Linked DNA regions of Homo sapiens: region 1 is linked to region 2. A link is a loop called in an ENCODE intact Hi-C map of the cell type or tissue named here. Cell type or tissue: mammary epithelial cell. All regions are shown on one strand. Each heading gives the region's core, and the rest is flanking DNA. Links, peaks and the distances in the headings are about the cores only. Region 1 holds the start of CYP3A4 (cytochrome P450 family 3 subfamily A member 4). Region 2 overlaps CYP3A7-CYP3A51P (CYP3A7-CYP3A51P readthrough).

Region 1 (11,535 bases), core at 2,418-7,417, 61 kb before region 2:
TGGGCATGTAAGTAGCTGTCTTTCAGGTTCTACTTTGATACATATTCTGAGAGAATTAAACCTGTCAAAGAAACCTTGACTTTCAATGGCAGGCACTGGAATTGACCCTAATAATGTGTTTTGGGGTAAGCCTACTCATATTCTCAACCTGTCTGCAGTAGTCGTTAGAATCTGAACTTCCTGAAGTTCATGTGCAAAGTTGAGTTAATTGTTTAATATTCAACAAGGATTATGCCAGTAAGATGGTAGGAAAATATTAGATATGTGTCATCACTGCTGGTATTATTTAAACTGCAACATATTTTAGCTGGCTGCTGATCTCAGCCACCATGCCTGCATTTTATCTCTGTCTCGTGGTCTGCAACCTTGGAAGCTTTGAACTTAGCTCATAGAATCCTGGGCATCAAGAACATGTGGTTCTAATGGCTAGATAGGGAATGAGAGTAAAAGGATTTTGCCCACGGTCACGTGAGTAAACAACAGATTTGGAGGGGTCTGGACTACTGTGATGACTTCATTCTGACAATATGTTCCAGTTGTCCTTTCATTTCCTCCTAATCACATGTCTGGTCTGATCTGGCTGTTTCCCACCTTCCAATTCCTGCCTTCTCCAATGCTCCCTTCCGTAGGTCACTCTGTGGCTCAGAGACCCTGCTTAGCAAGCGCCCAACCTTTCAATTATTTGTTCAGTAAAACTTGAACTCATGTCTCCCCTTCTTGATAAAAAGAAAATACGTTATGTAATGTCGGGTTACTCTATAACTCTTGTCCTGTCTCTCGGCAACTACTGAACTAACTGTTTTCATATTGAGCAAACGTTTATGGAAGGACTGCCAAGAGTCAGGTACTAGGCTTGGTAATATTCCCCGTTCTCTCTAGTCAAAGCCAACACCAGCCAGACTTGCAGATCTAGGTCCCAAGCCCACTGCAGATCACAGGCCAGGGTCTGGTCTCCTCTGAGCTCCTTTGGGAGGGAAAGACAGAATTATTAACACCCATTTTGTAGATTAGGCAACTGAGGCTGAGGAAGTTTAAATAACTCAGACAGGGCCTGCACGTCAGTCATATTCCAAGGATCCCTACTCACTGTCTTCTCTCTACAGAACGAGATGTCTCTGGAGTCCATAGAAAGCCCAGGAGCCTGGCTGGGCACGGTGGCTCCTGCCTGTAATCCCAGCACTTTGGGAGGCCGAGGCAGGCAGATCACCTGAGCTCAGGAGTTCAAGACCAGCCTGGGCAACATGGCAAAACCCCATCTCTACTAAAAATACAAAAAATTAGCTGGGCGTGGTGGTGCATGCCTCTAATCCCAGCTACTTGGGAGGCTGAGGCACAAGAATTGCTTGAGCCCAGGAGGCAGCAGTTGCAGTGAGCCGAGATTGTGCCAGTGCACTCCAGCCTGGGCAACAGAGCAAGATTCCATTTCAAAAACAAAAACAAACACAAACAAACAAACAAAAATAGAAAGCCCAGGGACCACCTGCGTCAGGTTCCCAGCCACACCTTTTTCTTGTCCTCCTCTGTCTCTGGCATCTTCTCACAGGTTCCTAATTGTTTGTGGTTGCACAAATTCAAAATCCCAGAAAAATTACCACTTCACACCCACTCAGATGGCTATTTTTTTTTTGAAGGAAGATAACAAGTGTTGACAAGAACATGGAGAAATTGGAATTCTCACCCATTGCTGGTGAGAATGTAATACGGTGCTGCTGCTATGGAAAACAGCTTGGAGTTTCCTCAAAAAGTTCAACAGAATTTCAATGTGACCCAGCAATTCCCCTCTAAGTTATAGATCTGAGAGGATTAAAAACAGTTACTAAAATACACGGACTCACATATTTCTAACAGTCCAATTCACAAGGGCCAAAAGGTGCTAATAGCCCACATGTCCATCGATGGATGGATAAATAAATTGTGGTCTATCCATACAATGGAATATTATTCGGCCATAAATGGAATGAAGTACTGACGCATGCTACAGAATGGATGAACCGCAAAAAAAATGGATGAACACATGCTACAGAATGGATAGCCTCACTTTACTATGAAGTGAAGGCCAGAAACGAAAGTCCATATATTGCATCATACAAAATATCCAGAAGAGGGAAGCCCACAGAGACAGAATGTGCAATGGTGGATGCCAGGGTCTGGGGAGAGGGGAGAGTGGGGAGAAACTGCTCAACTGGTACAGGCTTTATTTTGGAATGATGGGAACATTTTGCAACTAGATAGAGGTAGTGATTGCAGAACACAGAATGTACTGAATTCCACTGATTTTTTTCACCTTAAAATGGTTAATTTTCAGTCCTGAGATTGGATAATCATAAAAAAATGGTTAATTTTATGTTATGTGAATTTCATCCCTATACATATTTTAAACCTCAGAAATATACACTAGCAGGCATGGAACAGGTCACTGTGGTGCCTGCCAAGCCCGGTGATGTTATCTGGGGTCCCCGGCCAGCCTTAAGCCTCTTGCTGACCGGTGGAGGGCAGAACCTTTGCCCTAAAAGTATAATATCCACATGCTGGCATGATTCCTGGCCAGATGGCTTCTTTATTAGCAGTAATTGAAACTGCCTCGATACAGACACTGTACCTTGCAACCAAAAAATGACTCAACAATGATAATAAGGGTTAAGCTGGGCCTTTCTCTCTTTGCCAGTTAAATTATATTTATTATAGCTTGACATGAAAAACAAAGCAACTCCAACAGGTATCACAAGGGCAAAGGACATGAACATTTTATCAAAGAAGAAATGCAGCTGTCAAAAATACAGAAATATTCAACCTTGTTCATAATAAAGTGGCTGGGCTCAGTGGTTCATGCCTGTAATCCCAGTGCTTTGCAAGGCTGAGACAGGAGGATCATTTGAAGCCAGAAGTTCAAGACCATCCTAGGCAAGTCAGTTCAATACCAGACTTCATGTCTACAAAACATCAAAAAATTAGCCAGGCATGGTGATGCATGCCTGTTGTCCCAGCTACTCAGGAGGCTGAGGCAGGAGAATTGCTTGAGCCTGGGAGGCTGCGGTGGCGGTGAGCCATGATTGTGCCATTGTACTCCAGCCTGGGCAATGCAGCAAGACTGTCTAAATAACAAAAATAATAGTAAAGAAAAGGATTGGGATGCCATTTCTTGCGTATTCAATACACAGAGTTAAAAGTAATTTCTACGTTTTCTATTTTTTTATTACTAAAAAAAGCTGGACCATTCTCACAGCCTGAAATGCTTCTCACTTTCCCTTCTTCTGTCCAAACACTTCTCTATGATAATGCAAACAGTCACTCCTTTAGGAAGACTTCACCCCAGGTAGTTCCAGATCCCCTTATCTCTGCCTTCCCAGAACTCCTGGTGTCTCTCCAGTTCCCTCCGTGTGGTGAAGTACCCTACCTAGGGTTTCAGTATGGCTCTGTCTGCAAAGGTCTTGTTCACACCTTCCCTTATGGTTCTGTTGCCCTGTGTTGTGTCATAGCACAGGGCACAGTGGAGAACCCATTCACACTGATAGAGAGGGCCCCATGGTCCTGGAGATAACCATGTAACCGATCAGAATAGGGCATTGAGGGCTGGGTGTCAGGCGTGGGCTGCACTTGGGTGGGCAGGTCCCCTGGAAAGTCACTGGGTTTGGCAAGCTTCCTAGTAACATGTCTCTCTGGGGTCCCCTTGGAACTTCATGCAAAAATGCTGGTTGCTGGTTTATTCTAGAGAGATGGTTCATTCCTTTCATTTGATTATCAAAGAAACTCATGTCCCAATTAAAGGTCATAAAGCCCAGTTTGTAAACTGAGATGATCTCAGCTGAATGAACTTGCTGACCCTCTGCTTTCCTCCAGCCTCTCGGTGCCCTTGAAATCATGTCGGTTCAAGCAGCCTCATGAGGCATTACAAAGTTTAATTATTTCAGTGATTATTAAACCTTGTCCTGTGTTGACCCCAGGTGAATCACAAGCTGAACTTCTGACAAGAACAAGCTATCATATTCTTTTCAATTACAGAAAAAAGTAAGTTAATTGATAGGATTTTTTTTGTTTAAAAAAAATGTTACTAGTTTTGAAAAGGTAATATGTGCACATGGTAAACACTAAGAAGGTATAAGAGCATAATGCTTTTATACTACTAAGAATAATGTTTTCTCTAAGTTTTTTTTGGTAGATGCTTTCATCAGATTAAGAAAATTCCCTGCTATTAGTTGTTGAAGGTTTTTATATCATAAATGAAAGTTGAATATTATTATCATATATTATTAATATATTGTTATTGAACTATCAAAGCCTTTTCCTAAAACCATTGAGATGATCTTATAACCATTCTCCTTTAACCTGTTGACGATATCATTGGTATTTATACTATTTCTCTGTTAACCATTCTTGAGTCTCAGGTTTAAATTCAACTTGGTCATGGTGTGTCATCTTTGATCATTGCTGTCTGTGGCTTGCTACTGTTTTGTTTAGGATTTTTGCACTGATGCTCATCAATGAGACTGGCATGCCATCTTCCTTTGCAGTCCTGATTTTTTTCTGATTTGGATCATGTGGTTATGGCCCTCATGGAATGAGTTGGGCATGATGCCTTTTTTTCATGTCTCTGGATTGATGGGACACTTTGGATTCTCTCCAGATGGCCCTCAATGGTCCCTGCCTCCTCATTGTTAGGCCCCTGGGCAAGCCCTTCTCATTTCTGGTAGGCCCAGGAACCTGTGGGGGTTTTGTTTGTTTGTTTGTTTCTTGAGTCGGAGTCTCACTCTGTCACCCAGGCTGGAGTTGGAGTGCAATGGCCCGATCTTGGCTCACTGCAACCTCCACCTCCCAGATTCAAGCAATTCTCCTGCCTCAGCCTCCTGAGTAGCTGGGATTACAGGCACCCACCGACACACCCTGCTAATTTTTGTATTTTTAGTACAGATGGGGTTTCACAATATTGGCCAAGCTGGTCTCGAACTCCTGATCTCATGATCTGCCCGGCTTGGCCTCCCAAAGTGTTGAGATTACAAGCATGAGCCACCACACCCAGTGAACCTGTGGTTTTTAGAAGCTCCCCATGCATGTGAATGCTGTGAGCATCCCAGGATGACAGCCACTGTGTGTTCAGCTGTTGGAACTGTGAGAAAGCACCAGTGGGACCCTCTCCAGCACCTGCCTGCTGAGGTCATGGAAGAGGCTTGTTGGGGAGATGATGCCCTGGCTGACTCCTGAAGGATGGTTAGGAATGCACCAGATGGAAGCTGGGTTGGACCCACTCTATGCTGAAGAACAGCTTGTGTGGACACAAGGAGACACGGATATGTCATTTTTGTAGAGCCTGAGGAGTGTCCAGTCACACCATTTGCTTAAAACATCATGCACACTTGGAAAAGTGGACTGAGACCGAATGAAGAAGCTAACAGTGGCCAGATCAGAAAGGGTCTTGTGTTACTTCCTAGAGATACTTAGATTTTATCCTGTGGGTGATAGGAGCAGTTGGAGGGACTGAAGACAAGGAAAGAAACATGTTTCAAGATCTATGTTTTTCAAGACGCTTTCTGGTGGCTGAGTAGGGAATTCCCTGGATAAGTCCTGCCCAGGGTCAGGCAAAACAAGTTAGGGGGTTACTGAAATAAGGAGTATGAGAAATGGTGTAGGTTGTGCTGACGTTTTGTAACACATCTCATGATGATCTTCATTTCCTTCACTAATTTCCTGTTTCATTAATTCCCTTCCACGTGCTCTTCTGAAATTTGCCTCACATTCTCTGATTTCTCTTTTACCTGTTGGTTTCATCACCTTTTACTTTTTGCTTTCCTGGAAACACAAATGATTCTGATTGTGACATGTCAGAATTATTTGCAACATTTGCCTTTCTGCTGAAACCATGAGTTCACTGAATACACAATTTAGTAAAGTGTAGGATGCACATGTCGTTTTCGTGGTCACAACCAGCTCTGTAGCATTTTATAACTACACTGGCAGTGTGCTGGGAGGTGTAGAGAGAAATATTTATCACATGTGTGGCTGACACAACCTGCCAAGTTATTTTAGGAGCCTCCTTGGAATCCCAGCAAGAATGCTACCGGCACAATTTGTAATCACAGCATCCTGCTCCATGCCTTGGCTTCATGGCATAGTCACTTCTGCAAGTCTCTTTCCAGCTGTCTGTTCCCATGTCTATAAAGTATGAGTTAAATCATCCTAACACTACTCATCTTACAAAGTTTTCTTGCTGATGTTAAGAGAGTTGGGAAAGAACTGTATAAACTGTGAAGTGCCATGGAGATGTTAGTGGTTACTTTATCAAGAAATAGACACTCTAGAATGGAGTAGAAAGCCAACAGTTATGATTGAGTCCTCCTCCTCTTCTTCTTTTTATTAATTTATAAAGAAAAGAGGTTTAATTGACTCACAGTTCCATATGGCTGGGGAGGCCTCGGGAAACTCTCAGTCATAGCAGGAGGCAAAGGGGAAGAAGGCACCTTCTTCACAAGGCGGCAGGAGAGAGAGAGCTCCTGTTCTTTTTTGTCATAAAGTCTACAGAAGTGCTTATACTTCAGGACAAGGGCAGGCAGAGAGAAGGAAGGACATTGCTTCACCCCAGCCCTCACTGACGAGTTTGCTAGGGGACCTCACTTTGTCCCAGAGTAGGGGCAGAACTCTGGCCACTACCCATTCAGAAGGCCTGGGCTGCACTGCTAGTTCCTCACTAACTCTGTGTGGCCTTGGGCAAGGTTGGGCCTGTGTTAACAGATTATGACCCTGGGCTCTCAAGCTAGAGGATCTAAATTTGAATCCTGGCTCTGCTAAAGCAATTAGTGATGTAAACTTTAATGGGTCAGTTAACCTTCCTGTGGCTTAGTTTGCTCATCTGTAAAATAGGGATCATAACAGTATCAATACCACATGATTGTTGGACAGATTGAATCAGTTAATGCAGGGGAAGTACTTAGCATGACACGTATTCACTATCATTTCCTGGAGTAAGAGCTGTGTGTGAGTGGGTGTGAGCATGTGTGAAACCTTTTCTCTGCAATCTCAGTTAAGAAACCAATCCAGAATTTAAAGTTCAGGGCCTAAATGGGTGGTTATCTTCTCCCAGTTCCATCCTATCCCACCTTTGCTCTTCCTCCCGCCCACAGGAGCTGTTGGTCCTTGATTGGGCTGGAAGACCTGGTGGACCCTAAGTGATCTATAAGAGGAGAATAGAGAACAGGGAATGTCTTCAAAAATCCTAGAGGGACACAGAGGCTGAGAGGCAGGCAGTCCTGCAGGGGTCTTCTGATTGGGACAAGGAGAACCTTGGTCTTCACAGGCCAATTCTGGTCAGTTTCCCCCATGGACAGATGAGGAAACAGGCCCAGGAATATCCAAGGTCTCACACTTCCCATCTGTCAAGTCTTGTTGATGCTGTTGTATTCATGTCTCTCAAAGGGAGATAGAGTTTAGGGAAGAAAGAAGGATCAACTGTGTCTGATACCACTGGGAGCTTAAGTAAAGGGTTCTTTTACTTCATAGCATTTATCCCAATTTGTAATTCAGTATTATTTGTGTGGCTGTTTGGTGTCTCTTTCTCCTATATGAGTGCTAGCTTCATAAGGGCAAGGATTTTGATTCTTTAATATTTAGTGCTTGCCACATGCCCTGAACACAGCAGGCATACAGGCTAACCAACATACAGTGGCATGAAAGTCATGAAAGTGAGACACCTACCTCCTCCAGTGCCAAGAGAGCATAACCATGCACCTGTCACTCTCCTCAACACCACCCCCAAGCATGAGGCCCAAAAGCATTAGCTAATCCCCTCCTCCAGCCACTAAAACTTAAAGGCCAGGTGTGGTGGCTCCCATCTGAAATCCCAGAACTTCAGGAGACAGCAGCAGGAGGATCACTTGAGGCCAGGAGTTTGAGATCAGCCTGGGCAACATAGCTAGGTCCCATCTGTACTAAAAATTAGCTGGGCGTTGTTGCATGCCTGTAGTCCCAGCTACTAAGGAGGCTGAGGTGGGAGGATCACTTGAGCCCAGGAGGTGGAAACAACAGTAAGCTATAATCACAGCACTGAACTCTAGCCTGGGCAACAGAGTGACACCCTGCCTCAAAACAATTTTAAAAATAAATAAGAGCAAAACTTAGATACCACGTGGTCACCCCAACATGCAAAATCAAGTTTTCCCCTACTGAGAAGAATGGGGACTTGACAGCTGAGTTACAGAGAGATAATCTTCTTCTTCTTTTTTTTTTTTGGTTTACATCCTCAAGATCATGACTTGTGAAATTTGAATCGAATACACATGTAATTCCAGAGCAATGTTGCCTCCGCATACCATCAGCAATTCACTTGGCTACTGGAAGTCAGGATAAGCTTCCCAGAAGAGAGGTACCACTTGGGCTACCAGTATAAAAGGATGAAAATATCAGAGTGATGGTGTTCTTTACAACGTTGAGTCCCTGGACAGCCTGTCCACTGATGCTGATATCTGAGCCTAATGCTTCTCTGAATGTTGAGATTGAACTTTGATCCAATGAAACTAGAACGAGAAAGAAGATAAGTCTTTCATTGTTGATAAGGACATTATGTTTCTCATACTTGTATGATTATTTTTCCTTAGCTGTACTATAATTATCTGCTTATTTGTCTCTGCTCTATGTGCTTAGGGTACAAAGTTGACCAAGACCAACTTTGGTTGGAAGCATAGTACTAAGAGCACAGTACTGAGAGCACAGCTTTAAAAAACATGATGAAGGCTTTAATACAGGAAATGAGCAGGGGAGAGGCATGTGGTGGTTGGATGTATCTTCCTTGACACAGTCAGTGCAGCTCTCAGTAGTCAAGTCCCTACATGTTAGAAGATGTTACCTTCTGTGGAATTAAGTGGCAGAACTTGCCTTCAATTATTTTCCTTTGCAGAACAACACCAACTGCATTAGTTAGGACACAGTGCTGGCTGCATTTAAGTCCCAAGCGATGATTAGTCTCTCACTGTTGGTATAGATTCAAACCAATCAGACCACCTCCTAAAGTTTGTAGGGCAGGTAAATCCTCATCTTAGAATAAAAATCATCTTACCAAGTATGTGTTTTAGAGGCAAGAAGAAAACATATTTGTTTCTGTAAGAGTTTTGTTTAAAAAAAATATAAGAAAGGCTCTCGGTTTAGGTGAGGTAATGAAGTTGTTGATAGTTATCAGATGACACTGGAATCTTTACTTCTCTGAATGTGTTCTGTGCATCTCTCAGTGTGGGAACATAGAGAGGGAGATCCTCCAGCAATGCCACTGATATGGTCAGAAACTGCATCTTTCTTTCTCCCTGCTGAGATGAGATGGAGTCCTTTGTTCTAGAAGACCCATGGTGGTGCCGCTGGGAGTAACCCTTGAGACAGGAACACAAATCCCAACCAATTTGTGGTTGCAGCCTTGAGTCTCACTATTTCCCATAGTGATGCGTAGCAGGGAATGGCAGGTGCACCAGAGCAGGAGAGGACCTAATATCTCCCTTCCTGTTAGCTTTTTATAAAGTTTTATTGTGATCAGTAGCAGTTGGGAAGCTACTTGCAGTCACTGAGCCTCAGTTTCTACATCTGTAAACTGGGGATAGTAGCATGGCCCCTACTTAATGTGCTCAGCAAAGCCACTGAAAGGAGACAGAAATGTATCTAAATTCCCTGGACTTTTATCCTACCTCTCTTGGGGATTGTCACCACCTTCCCATGTTTGTCCTTTTTGGTTTGATGCTTGCTGTCACTTCTTTCCTTAGGTGCCTCTCTGTACGGCTCTTTTATCCCAGGGATTCCAGAGTTACAGCACATGCATACCACCATCCAAGCATGTTTATTTGTCTCCTGCTTCACTAGGCTGTCCCCAAGGAACATGTGGCTCCCGGCACACACCTGGCACAACACTGCACATGACATTCACCCACTTGGCCTTGAATCTGACAAGGAATCTGGCATGATGTTCACCCACTCAGGCCAGGTGCCGAGCAGCCCTGGAGGCTTAGGGGCCAGAGGGATGGGAAAAGGTGTCTTTCTGGGGTGAGTATCAGTTTCTGCAGGAGGGCTGAATGTGAGAAAGAATAAAGAGAGAAGGAAGCGAACAAGCACAGCTTAAACATCGCCTATTTCTATTGAGTTTTAAGAACGCTGTGATTTTGTTTGTCATGCAATCCATTCATCAGGCCAGGCAGACACAGAACTTGGGTGTGAGTGACGATAATGAGCTGATATAATTTTCACACCCTCATCACTGAGATCTCTCCCATCAGGAATGGGTCAGGGAGCTCACAGGTGGCAGCAACTGCTATTACAGGCCTCATCTCTACCAGCTCCTGGGGCCTGCCCTCCTCCCATTAGAAAATCCTCCACTTGTCAAAAAGGAAGCCATTTGCTTTGAACTCCAATTCCACCCCCAAGAGGCTGGGACCATCTTATTGGAGTCCTTGATGCTGTGTGACCTGCAGTGACCACTGCCCCATCATTGCTGGCTGAGGTGGTTGGGGTCCATCTGGCTATCTGGGCAGCTGTTCTCTTCTCTCCTTTCTCTCCTGTTTCCAGACATGCAGTATTTCCAGAGAGAAGGGGCCACTCTTTGGCAAAGAACCTGTCTAACTTGCTATCTATGGCAGGACCTTTGAAGGGTTCACAGGAAGCAGCACAAATTGATACTATTCCACCAAGCCATCAGCTCCATCTCATCCATGCCCTGTCTCTCCTTTAGGGGTCCCCTTGCCAACAGAATCACAGAGGACCAGCCTGAAAGTGCAGAGACAGCAGCTGAGGCACAGCCAAGAGCTCTGGCTGTATTAATGACCTAAGAAGTCACCAGAAAGTCAGAAGGGATGACATGCAGAGGCCCAGCAATCTCAGCTAAGTCAACTCCACCAGCCTTTCTAGTTGCCCACTGTGTGTACAGCACCCTGGTAGGGACCAGAGCCATGACAGGGAATAAGACTAGACTATGCCCTTGAGGAGCTCACCTCTGTTCAGGGAAACAGGCGTGGAAACACAATGGTGGTAAAGAGGAAAGAGGACAATAGGATTGCATGAAGGGGATGGAAAGTGCCCAGGGGAGGAAATGGTTACATCTGTGTGAGGAGTTTGGTGAGGAAAGACTCTAAGAGAAGGCTCTGTCTGTCTGGGTTTGGAAGGATGTGTAGGAGTCTTCTAGGGGGCACAGGCACACTCCAGGCATAGGTAAAGATCTGTAGGTGTGGCTTGTTGGGATGAATTTCAAGTATTTTGGAATGAGGACAGCCATAGAGACAAGGGCAGGAGAGAGGCGATTTAATAGATTTTATGCCAATGGCTCCACTTGAGTTTCTGATAAGAACCCAGAACCCTTGGACTCCCCAGTAACATTGATTGAGTTGTTTATGATACCTCATAGAATATGAACTCAAAGGAGGTCAGTGAGTGGTGTGTGTGTGATTCTTTGCCAACTTCCAAGGTGGAGAAGCCTCTTCCAACTGCAGGCAGAGCACAGGTGGCCCTGCTACTGGCTGCAGCTCCAGCCCTGCCTCCTTCTCTAGCATATAAACAATCCAACAGCCTCACTGAATCACTGCTGTG
Region 2 (11,535 bases), core at 1,321-6,320:
GCAATAGATGATGGATTTTTCTGTTAGCCTCTTCATTGTAACAAAAAGCAGCATTACTCTACCAAACAGAGGGGAGCTGGAAAGAAACTAAACAGTTTGCCAAGCACAGCCTCTGCCTTGACGTGGAATCATGTGAATCTAGACACTCACCTAGATCTTTCCTCGGGGGCCAATGCTGCTCACACATTAACTCAATAGTTTGTCCTGGCCTGAGAGATCATGTAACATGTAGAAAGTTTAGAAGCAGAGATTAGTGCCATTGATTTTCCATGGCTGTGACAACAAAGGAAGGAACAGGAGTGGGAAAACCCAAGGCCACCCTGGTTGTGGTAGATGGTGCACACACTTCCACTAACTATTCTGGGGCAAGGATCCAAATGCACTATTGGGCCTGGCTATGCTGTCTCTGCTGGGTTCTCCAAACACGAGCCTCCATGCTGTTTCTTAGTTGTATTTTACCACATATTATCAGAGTCACTGGATTTGTACAGAATGTTTGGAACCTATACTGCCTTAATGGCTACCCTTTAAAGAAGAGAAAACAAGGTCTTAATTCAACTATCTGGAACATTTTATGGTTACTTATGTGGAATACTCCATCTTTTGCTATCAACAGGAAGGTACCTGGCCATTAGAAGGTGCCTGCCTTTCAGCTGAAAGCACATATGAGGCATATGGATCCATTTATACACACCGTACTTTTGAACCACATTTTCCTAATTTGCCTGTCTGGGGCCAAGCTTGTGGGACTAGCAGATTCATGGTTGAATTGATGGCTGGCTACCTCTTCCATCAACTTTTCTGCTTCATCCAGTCTTCCACCCCTCAGTAACCTCAAACTGGGAAGGTCTTCAGATATCCAGAATCCCCAGTTGGGGAAGTCCATACATGGCCCATCAAAGATGGGTTGCAAGCAGGCCTGCTATAGGGAGCAGCAGCCTTGATGGGTTTTCCTACAGAGACAGTTGATGTGCAGACGCAATAAACTGACTGCTTTGTAATTGATCACCTTGAAAAAAAATGAGCATGTCTGGCTGTATTAGTCTTTTCTTCCATTGCTATAAAAAAAAATCTCAGGGTGGGTAATTTAGAAAGGAAAGAGATTTAATTGGCTCATGGTTCTGCAGGCTCTACAGGAAGCATAGCGACTTCTGCCGCTAGGGTGCCCTCAGGAAATTTACAATCATGGCAGAAGGTGAAAAAGAAGCAGGCAGATCTTACATGACTGGAGCAGAAGCAAGAGAGGGTGGGGAGGAGGTGCCACACACTTATAAACCACCAGATCTCATAAAAACTCATTGTCAAGAGGACAGCACCCAAGGGGGATGGTGTGAAACCATGAGAAACTGCCTCTAAGATACAACCACCATCTATCAGGCCCCACTTCCAGAATTGGGGATTACATTTCAACATGAGATTTGGGTAGGGGCACAGATTCAGATCATATCACTGGCACTGTGCTTATCAGGTGGATATCACCAGTTGGAAGGCTAGATTCCACAAGAGGAGGAATGTCCTTGTTCTTAGTTGTGATTCTTCTGCACAGTGTCATTCAGGAAAATATGAGTCAATCATCCTCCCCAATAGCTCAAATCAATCAGATCCTCTGACCACAGAGACTGAGGTGTAGCTAAAAGGTGCTCGCACTTCTACGAGGCCAATGGAAGCCTGGAGCACAGTTGTCAATCTGTAGAAATAAGGACTCTGTGACTCCTCCAAGACCTCTCTGTGAATGACAGTTTAAGAAGGGCCAGATCCTAAAACAGGGTCAGAGCTTAGAGTGAAGGGAAAGCTTAAAAGCCTCTGAGCAAATTCTAAAGACAGGGTCACCATAGGCTCTCAGTGACCCCCTGTGACTGAGTGGATGCAGTGATGCAAAATCTCATCATCACTGCAGAAGACAAAAGAAAAATTGTCACTCTTTCTACCTAGGATGAGAATCCCAAAATCAGGGAAGAGTCCACTTACTAAAAAGACATGAGGGAATGAAGTGCCTGGAAGAATTCGTTCCTGAACCTCTCAGGATCATTCACATTTGAGAACATTTATCAAATATTCATCCCAGACTGGGGCCATGAAGACTTCAGCTGCTTTTAGCTAATCATTGTAACTTTTTGGTGTCTCATGGTGGAAGCATGAAAGGACCTGATGAACAAATATAATCATTGCCGTCAGAGTTACTGTTATTTTTTATTGCCTTAATGTTACCTCCTTTGCCTGATCATTCCAGTTCCTCAGTCAGTGACTCACCAGCCCCTATATCTATAAAGTCACAATCCCTGAGACCTGATTTTTGTTTCACTTTGTAGATATGGAACCCGTACACATGGACTTTTTAAGAAGCTTGGAATTCCAGGGCCCACACCTCTGCCTTTTTTGGGAAATGCTTTGTCCTTCCGTAAGGTGAGTGTTTTTGAGCTTCCTCTTTTGCTTCTTATGATTGCAAAGAGCAACTTAGTTCCATCAGTAAAAATGCTTCTCCTCAAGAGGAAGGTCTGAGATTTTATACTTTCAGAAATAGCGTGTAGGCATCACCCAGAGCGTGGCAAAGTTTACCCTGGGGCTCTCTTGCTAACTCTCAGGAACCTCAAGTTTGCCTCAGTTGGACAGCCCAAATGTCAAGTAGATCCAGCAATCTGATGTTCACAACTTGATGTGCAGACTTTGTGAGCACCATAAAGAGCATTTCCTTTTTGCTCCAGGCAGGTTCCCAGGAAGGTACAGCCATACTTAGTTAGTATTAAAAGTAGGAACAGGAGCCCCTGATTGTGGCTTGTTATCTGTGGACATGAGAGTAAAACTTTCCTCTCTGTAGCAAGAGCTCATGAATAGGCTTTTTTCCCTTCCTCCTGCACAGCTTGGAAACTCAGTTTATTAGGGAGATCAAGTATTTACCATTGGGTCATTTGCACCTGCTTGAAGCCTCTTCAAAAAATGCCAAATTTTGTTGGGGAATTTCCATGGCTTTAACCCAGGTCTTACTCCCCATGACATCTGTTGCCACTTTGAGACACAGAACAAAAGTGTTCTGCTTTACTTCTTTTCCTTTGAAGGCTGCGTCTTGTGGGTGAGTCTGAGCAGGGAGTGGATGTAACTGAGATGAGATAGTGGTTGTCTATTAACCTCAGATATTTAAGCACAATATGAATTCATGGGTTTATTTTTTACACAAAGGCAGAATCACATGCAAAATCACTAGAAAGGGGATGATTTGACAAAATTATTGAATATTTAATTTCACTAAATAGAATGTCATATGTGCCTCATGGACTGGGGACTTTGGTCGAGCCTTTGTGCCTAACCTTATCTGATGCTGTGTTCAGGGCCTGGTCCCTGGATGGAAAATTATGAGCTTATTTCCACAGGGCCAGCAGCAGCAGGAGTCAGCTCTCTGGCTTAGACAATCTGACCTGCATACCTGAGGCTTGTTTCTCAGATTCTAGTTCTCCTAAGTGAGGGCTTTGTTGTCTAATTACTGCCCAGGAATTTCATATTTTTTCCCTCTGCAAAAGCAATAATTTCCCTACTTTCACATGCGTCCGTGTGAGGAGACCACCAAACAGGCTTTGTGTGAGCAATAAATGTTTTTAATCACTTGGGTGCAGGCCAACTGAGTCTGAAAAAGGAGTCAGCAAGGGGAGATAGGGGTGGGGCAGTTTTATAGGAGTGGGGTAAGCAGTGGAAAGTTACAGTTAAAGGTGGTTATCCATTGTCAGCAGTGGAGGGGGCCACAAGGTGCATGGTGGGGAGATCATAAGACTCATTGTGCAGAGAAGAATGTCACCAGGTTGATTGATCAATCAGTTGGGACAGGGCAGGAACAAGTCATAATGGAATGTCGTAAGATTGCTCAATCAGTTAAGACAGGAGCTGGCTGTTTCATTTCTTTTGCAGTTTTCAGTTGCCTCAGGCCATCTGGATGTACACGTGCAGGCTTGGGCTCAGAGGCCTGACATTCCTGTCTTTTTATATTAAGAAAAATAAAACAAAATAGTGGCAAAGTGTTGGGGCAGCAAAAATTTTTGGGGGGTGGTATGGAGAGATAATGGATGATGTTTCTCAGGGCTGCTTCAAGCGGGATTATGGGCCATGTGGACACCTTAAAGAAAATTTTATAATGAGTTACAAGGAATAGGAATTTAGGCTGTGGGGAGATCTTGGGGCAGAGGATGGTACCATGGACTTGTTAAAAGTAATATTTGTTGTATAGAATAATTGGTGATAGTCTGAATGTGTTTTTATATTAATTGAGAAACCAATTGAAGACACAAGTCCCGAATAACAGAAGGAGAAAAACAGGTACCAGAGGACTAAGAATAGGGAGGAGCTAAGACACCCAGTTAGAAAGTGTCCAGGTGGGTCCAAAATAAGTATTTGCCTGGCTGGTGAGTTTTTGGTCTTTATCTTTAAGCTTTTTTATATTGTCATATACCAGGCCAGATTGGTTTAGATAAAAACAACATTCTTCATTTAAAAATATAGAGTACTCCTTTTTCAGCAGTGAGTAGGTCAAGGCCTCAGCGATGTTGGAGGACGACTAGGGCTAAGAAGTCAACCTGGGTCTGAAGGACTGATAAAGTTTGTGATGTATCTGTAATGCTAGCAGAAAAGTCATTAGAAAGGCTACAGAAAGTTGTGACAGAAGTTGAAATACCTGCTATTCCAGCTCCAAGGGCAATAGTGGAAGCAGAAAGTCCTAACCCTACAAGTAGAGGGATTAGAGGAATAACTCATTTTTGTCTGGTTGGTGTCATGAGGGGGACAGGAAGTTGTTCAGTCCCATTTGCAAATTGAATTTTTTCAATTTGGGAATAAGAAATACTAGTGTACATGTACCTGTCCAATTAGCAGATAGACATATGTACGTGGTGGAGCCACAGAGGAAGCAGAGGCCTTGTGTGAGGCAAAACTGGAAATGCAAAGTGAAAAGATGAGAGGGAGTGCCAAAAGAGGTGTCTTGCACCCAGACTCTTAGGGATTTAGTGAGGGCATCAGCCCTTAGTGGTCATAATGGGGATTGATGGGGCAACTGGGTATGAGAAAGAGCATAGTGTCTACAACCAAACTTTCATTGCTATTCATGGGGTTCGGTATAAGTAAACAAGAAGGGGGAATGGGAGGAGAGTCTGAAGAACAAGGGGAAGGTAGCCAAGAATGGAGTGAAATACAGGGCAAATGTCTTAAGGGAAATGAGAAGTTCTAGGAGGGGGCTAGTTGCTTGTAACCTACATGGAAGAGGTCATGAAATGACAACAGAATAGAATGGGCCTGTGAGACTGGAAGGAGATATTTTTCTTGGTCTAAGAACCATCTTCCTTGAGTGGGGAGGGATTGATAGATGGAAACTTCAGTGGGAGAGTAAATAGGAGTGACTGATGAGAAGGAGAAAAACTGGCCATGAGGGACAGAAGTAGGAATACTGGTTGCTTCTTTAGCTGTCTTATCAGCATAATTGTTGCCTTGAGCAATGGGGTCTGAGGCCCTTTGATGGCCTTTGCAGTGAATGACTCCAGCTTTTTTTGGAAGTAAAGTGGCCTTGAGAAGAATTTTTATTAAAGAGGCATTAATGATGGAGGACACTTGCATAGTGAAGAAACTTCTTTCAGCCCATATTACAGCATGGTGGTGCAGGATATGGACAGCATTTAGAGTCAGTATAAATATTGATGTGTAGTCCCTTTGCAAGAGTGAGGCCCCAAGTTAAGGCAATGAGTTTGGCTTGCTGAGAGATAGTGGAGGGGGGCAGAGCAGTAGCCTCAATGATAGATGTGGAAGATAATATAGCACAGCCTGCCTTTGCTGGTGAGTGGTGATTAGGCCTGGTGGAACTGCCATCAATAAACTAACTGTGATTCAGGTGAAAAACAGGAAAGAAGGAAATATGGGGAAATAGAGTGAATGTCAGATGGATCAGAGAGATACAGTCATGGGGATAAGGTGTGGTATCAGGAATAATGTGGGAGGCCAGACTGAAGCCCAGGCCAGGTACAATGGTAATTGTGGGAGACTCAACAGAGAGTGGGTATTGCTAAAGGAGCTGGGGAACAGAAAGTATATGCATCAGGTGTGAGGAAGGAAATATATTTTGGAAGTTATGAGAACTGTATGGAGTGAGTTGAGCATAGTTTGTGATTTTGAGGGCTTCTAAAAGTATTAGGGTGGTGGCAGCCACTGCACAGAGACATGATGACCAGCCTAAAACAGTAAGGTCAAGTTGTTTGGACAAAAAGGCTACAGAGCACGGTCCCAGTCCTTGTGTAAGAATTCCAGCTGCACAGCCCTGCACTTTGGCTGTGTGTAATGAAAAGAGTTGGGATGAGTCAGGAAGAGCTAGTATGGGAACAGCCTCTAGAGCTGTCTTCAAGGAATGGAAAGAGGAGTGAGGAAAGGATTTAGGACTTATGGGGTCAGCTAGGTTTCCCTTTGTGAGTTTATATAATGGTTTTGTTAGGATGGCAAAACCAGGTATCCAAAGGCAAAAGTATCCAACCATGCCCAGGAAGGAAAGGAGTTGTTTTGTAGAAGGGGTTGGGGTTTCAGAGATCAGCCAGACATGATCAGCAGGGAGACCCCATGTGTTTTCATGAAGAATTATGCTGAGGTACGTAACGGATGGAGAAGAAATTTGAGCTTTGGAGGGGGATACCCGATATCCTTTGGAGAGTAAATGTTGAAGGAGCAGGAGGGTATCTTGTTGAAAAGACTCAAAGGAGGGACTACAGAGTAGAAGGTCATCAATATATTGAATAATGTGGGAAGCAGAGGGATGGGAAGAAAGTAAATCATGAGAGAGAGCTTGGCTGAAGTAATGAGGGCTGTCCCAGAAGCCTTGTGGCAGTACAGCCCAGGTAAGCTGCTGGGACTGATGGGTGTCAGGGTCAGTTTAGGTAAAAGCAAAGAGAGGCTGGGATGTGTGGTGCAGGGGAATAGTGAAAAAAGCATCTTTAAGATCAAGAATGGAATAGTGAGTTGTGGAGGGAGATATTGAGAACAAAAGAGTGTACGGGTTGGGCACCACAGGGTGGATAGGAAAACAATTTTGTTGATAAGGCGCAGATCCTGAACAAACCTGTAAGACTTGTCTGGTTTTTAGACAGGTAAGATGGGGGAATTATAAGGAGAGTTTGTAGGCTTTAGAAGCCCATGCTGTAGCAGGTGAGTGATAACAGGCTTCAATCTCCTTAAAGCCTCTTGTGGGATGGGATACTGGCGTTAAGCTGGGTAAGGGTGATTAGGCTTTAATGGGATAGTAATGGGCATGTGATCAGTTGCCAGGGAGGGAGTAGAGGTGTCCCATACCTGTGGGTTAAGGTGGGGGGATACAAGAGGAAGACACGAAGGAGGCTTTGGGTTGGGAAGAAGGATGGCAATGAGATGTAGCTGTAGTCCAGGAATAGTCAGAGAAGCAGATAATTTGGTTAAAATATCTCAGCCTAATAAGGGAACTGGCAGGTGGGGATAACTAAAAAGGAGTGCATAAAAGAATGTTGCCCAATTTGGCACCAAAGTTGGGGAGTTTTAAGAGGTTTAGAAACCTGGCCGTCAATACCCACAACAGTTATGGGGGCAAGGGAAGCAGGCCCTTGAAAAGAAGGTAGTGTGGAGTGGGTATCCCCCCTATCGATTACACAGGGGATGGACTTACCCTCTGCTGTAAGAGTTACCTGAAGTTTGGCATCCGTGATTCTCCGGGGGGCTTCCGAGGTGATCGGGTAGCATCAGTCTTCAGCCACTAAGCCAAGGAGATCTGGGAAGGAGTCAGCCAAGAAACATTGGGTTTGAGCTCCAGGAACTTTAGGAGCAGTGGCGATGTGAGTCAGACAGTCCAACCTCTAATTGGAGCCCACACAGACAGGGCACGGCTTAGGAGGAATCCCAGGCTGTGGGCCTTCTGAGGCCCAGTGGCCAGGCTTTTGGCATTTGAAGCAAGGTCCATGAGGAGGTTTTGAAGGAGCCCCTGGGAGCTGTGGCTTGGATGTTCTGAAGGTTTTGTATGCTGGAGACATGGTCTTGGGTTGTCTTACACTGGAGGCAAGTAGCTATAATTCAGAGATGCATTGTCACTTGGCCGCCTCTTCTCTATTATGATACACCTTGAAGGTGAGGCTATTTAAGTCCTGTTGTGGGGTTTGAGGCCTGGAATCCAATTTTTGGAGATTTTTTCTAATGTCAGGAGAGGATTGGGTCATAAAATGCATATTAAGGATAAGGCGGCCTTCTGGCCCCTCTGGGTCCAGGGCTGTGAAGCATCTAATGGTAGGTGCTAAGTGGGCCATGAACTGGGCTGGGTTTTCATCTTTACCTTGGGTAGTTTCCTTTAGCTTGTCATAATTAACAGCCTTGTATGCTGCTTTTTTGAACCCCTTGACTAGGCAGGAGACCATGTAATCTCACCTAGCTATACCTGGGGAGTCCATCTTGTACTGCCAATGGGGATGCTCTTGGGGAACTGCCCTGATGCCTTCTTGAAGGTCTGGCTCATGGCACTGGTGGGTGTCAGTGTGAGATTGGGCTAGGGTATCAACTCTTTCCTGCTCATCTGGGGAGAGGGGGGAGGTCAGGATGACATTTCAGTCACTCCAGGTTAAATCGCAGGACTGAGTTAAATATTGGAATTCCTGTATATATTTAGTGGGGTCTGATGAAAAAGAGCCTAAACGCTGACTGATCTGGGAGAGGTCGATAGAGAAAAAGGCACATGTACCTTGACTATGCCTTCAGCTCCAGCCACCTGACTAAGAGAAAATTGTTGGGCAGGTGGAGGAGGGCTAGTCTCGGAATGAAACTGTAAGGTGGAGTGGGTGTGAGGAGGGGAGGTGATACTTCTATTATAGGGTGGGGGAGCAGAGGATGAGGAAGAATTGGGACCTGGCTTGGCCTGGTGAGGAGCAGCCTGGTGGGGAGGGGAGAGGTCAGATGGGTTCATAGAAAAGGAGGATTCAAAGGACTCAGAGCTTAGGGTGGAGACTGAAGAAAGAGACAGGAGAGAAAGAAGAAAGATTTGGGATGAGTCACACTGGGAGCAGAGACTAGGGAGAGACTGATGTATAAAAGAATGCCTGGATGTCAGGCACCTCAGACCATTTGCCCATTTTTCAACAAAAATCATCCAGGTCTTATAAGATCGAGAAATCAAAAGTGTCATTTTCTGGCTATTTGGAACCATTGTCCAGTTTGTATTGAGGCCAAGCGGTATTGCAGAAGAAAATAAGGCATTTAGGTTTTAGGTCAGGTGTTAGTCAAAGGGGGTTTTAGGTTTTGAAGAACACAGGCTAAGGGAGAAGAAGAGGGAGTGGAGGCTGGAAGGTTGCCCATAGTGAAGGGGGCAAGCCCAGAGAAAAGAGAAGGTAGAGACATGGAGAGAGGGGAGATGGTACTTGCCACCCAGGGAAGGTGGTGCTTGCCACCCAGGGAAGGTGGTACTTGCCACCCAGGGAAGGTGATACTTGTGACCCAGGGGAGGTGGTACTTGTGCCAAGGTGAATGATCAAGGCAGGCATCCCCACAGTGATCAGATACCTCTGAAATGTGGGTGAATAACCAGGCAGGTGTCCTGGCAGTGATTTAGACACCAAGGGAAGACTGTTCCCGAGTCCATGACTGGCACCAGAGTTTTGAGTTCATGGATAAAACGTATCTCCTCCGTCTCTACCAGAAAGGGAAAGAAACTGAAATTAAGGAAGGGAGAGATTGAAGGGTGGAGGGATAGCAAGAGAGGTTGGAGAAGAGAATAAAAAGAGGCCGCTTACCCGATTTAAAATTGGTGAGATGACCTTGGGCTGGCTGGTCTGAGGACCCAAGAGGTGGATCTCCCCATGGAGTGAGGGCGAGGACAGGGGATGGGACTCCCGAAGGAGTCCCCCTGTCCCAGGTCTTTGGCACCAAATGTCATTTGCGTCCATGTGAAGAGACCACCAAACAGTCTTTGTGTGAGCAATAAAGCTTTTTAATCACCTGGGTGCAGGCTGACTGAGTCCGAAAAGGAGTCTGCAAAGGGAGATAGGGGTGGGTCAGTTTTATAGGACTGGGGTAAGCAGTGGAAAGTTGCAGTTAAAGGAAGTTATCTATTGTCAGCAGAGGAGGGGGTCACAAGGTGCATGGTAGGGAGATCATAAGACTCATTGTCCAGAAGAAGAATGTCACGAGGTCGATCAATCGATCAGTTGGGGCAGGGCAGTAACAAGTCATAATGGAACGTTGTAAGGTTGGTCAATCAGTTAAGACAGGAGCTGGCTGTTTCACCTATTTGTAGTTTTTGGTTGCCTCAGGCCATCTGGATGTACCCATGCAGGCTTGGGCTAAGAGGCCTGAAACCCACCACTTTCCCATGTCAAATCTTTAGTAGATGTACCCCCAAGATACACATTCCTCGGACCTTCTTTTCCATAGTTAAAACTTCACCCCTGAAATGTAGAAACAGGAAGGTTTTTTTTTAAGTTTCAGTGCAAACTCGGAGCAAGTGTCATAATTTTCTGTCTCCGATGTGTAGAGGTGACATTTTCTCAGAACTTTCATGTTAAGCTGGAAAACTGGAAAGCGAGTCCACTTTGTCATTCTGTCACTCACTCATTTTCTCACTCAACAAACATGCCTCACACTTATCTAAATCTGCTAGGCTAAAAGAGGTCCCTGGTGTCTGTAACTTTCTAATTCTGCTAGAATTCTAGAGTGAGCTCATGAAATAAATGAAAAGGATGAAGAACAAAGAGAAAAAAGACTGCACGTTCCCTTCTGGCGCTCACTCACATTCCCTCAGCCTCAGTTTCTCCACATGCCCCTAGAGGTGATCATTCAAGGATTTATGAGATTTTAGAGACAACACATGAAAAAGCAAAGAGACATCAGAAAGACAAGGAGTTACTTAGTATTTATACACAAGGATAAGACATTCAGTATCGACAACACTTAAAGAAAATTCAAGAGTGATTTTAAATTTCCCATTTCAAATACCTCCTCTATTTTGTTTCCTTTCTCTTATGACATCTCTAAATAAGCTTCCTCTAACTGCCAGCAAGTCTAATTTCATTGGATTTGACTGTTTTCAACCCCAATTAGAGGCAGGGTTAAGTACACTTAAAATAATAATGAAATATTATTTTGTTTCTCCTCCCAGGGCTATTGGACGTTTGACATGGAATGTTATAAAAAGTATAGAAAAGTCTGGGGGTGAGTATTCTGGAAGATTCCATTGGATAGACTTGTTTCTATGATGAGTTTACCCCACTGCACAGAGGATAGTCTCAGCCCAGAGCCTCTTGCGATGAAGCTCTTGCCAGCCTAACTACAAACAGAGAGGTTTTCTGAAAGAAGAAGATATGTATTTGGGAGAAGAGTATTAGAATGGGAAACTGTGTGCCATTATAAGCTATGTGCAAATTCAGGGAGGTAAAGGAAGACAAAGATGTTCCACAGAAAATATGAGGAGGACTTCATGTGGATTTTGAAATAGTTCTCCTTCACTACAAAGATCAGTAACAAGGGTGATGCCACACCAAGGTTGGACAGGCAGTTGCTGGGCAGGTGTCCTTGCAGAAA

Evidence for each region. Peaks named below come from ENCODE experiments on the same cell type or tissue, not always from the same donor. Only the 100,000 strongest peaks of a DNase experiment are listed, where the experiment ranks them.
Region 1: it touches region 2 in a loop (2.6-fold over the local background); 4 of 110 quality-filtered maps call a loop at or near these places.

The regions. Positions count from the first base shown.
Region 1 is chr7:99,784,176-99,795,710 of GRCh38, reverse strand. It overlaps CYP3A4 (cytochrome P450 family 3 subfamily A member 4), which reads left to right and starts at 11,527. Exons shown (of 13, transcript NM_017460.6): 1 at 11,527-11,535. RefSeq lists enhancers at 148-1,073, 1,074-2,703, 3,808-3,822, 3,705-5,503, 5,562-5,845 and 1 more, a cis regulatory region at 4,251-4,271, a silencer at 11,399-11,456 and promoters at 9,684-11,532, 1-11,535, 11,165-11,535, 10,275-11,535. In mammary epithelial cell, for the core only: no CTCF peak of the experiment used is centred there; a DNase peak (open chromatin) is centred at 4,460.
Region 2 is chr7:99,721,927-99,733,461 of GRCh38, reverse strand. It overlaps CYP3A7-CYP3A51P (CYP3A7-CYP3A51P readthrough), which reads left to right. Exons shown (of 15, transcript NM_001256497.3): 2 at 2,310-2,403; 3 at 11,114-11,166. CYP3A7 (cytochrome P450 family 3 subfamily A member 7) reads left to right here. Exons shown (of 13, transcript NM_000765.5): 2 at 2,310-2,403; 3 at 11,114-11,166. It also overlaps a transcript of ZSCAN25 not described here. Among named protein-coding and RNA genes, the nearest start is that of CYP3A7, 7.5 kb to the left of the region's middle. In mammary epithelial cell, for the core only: no CTCF peak of the experiment used is centred there; a DNase peak (open chromatin) is centred at 3,871; H3K27ac peaks cover 997 bases.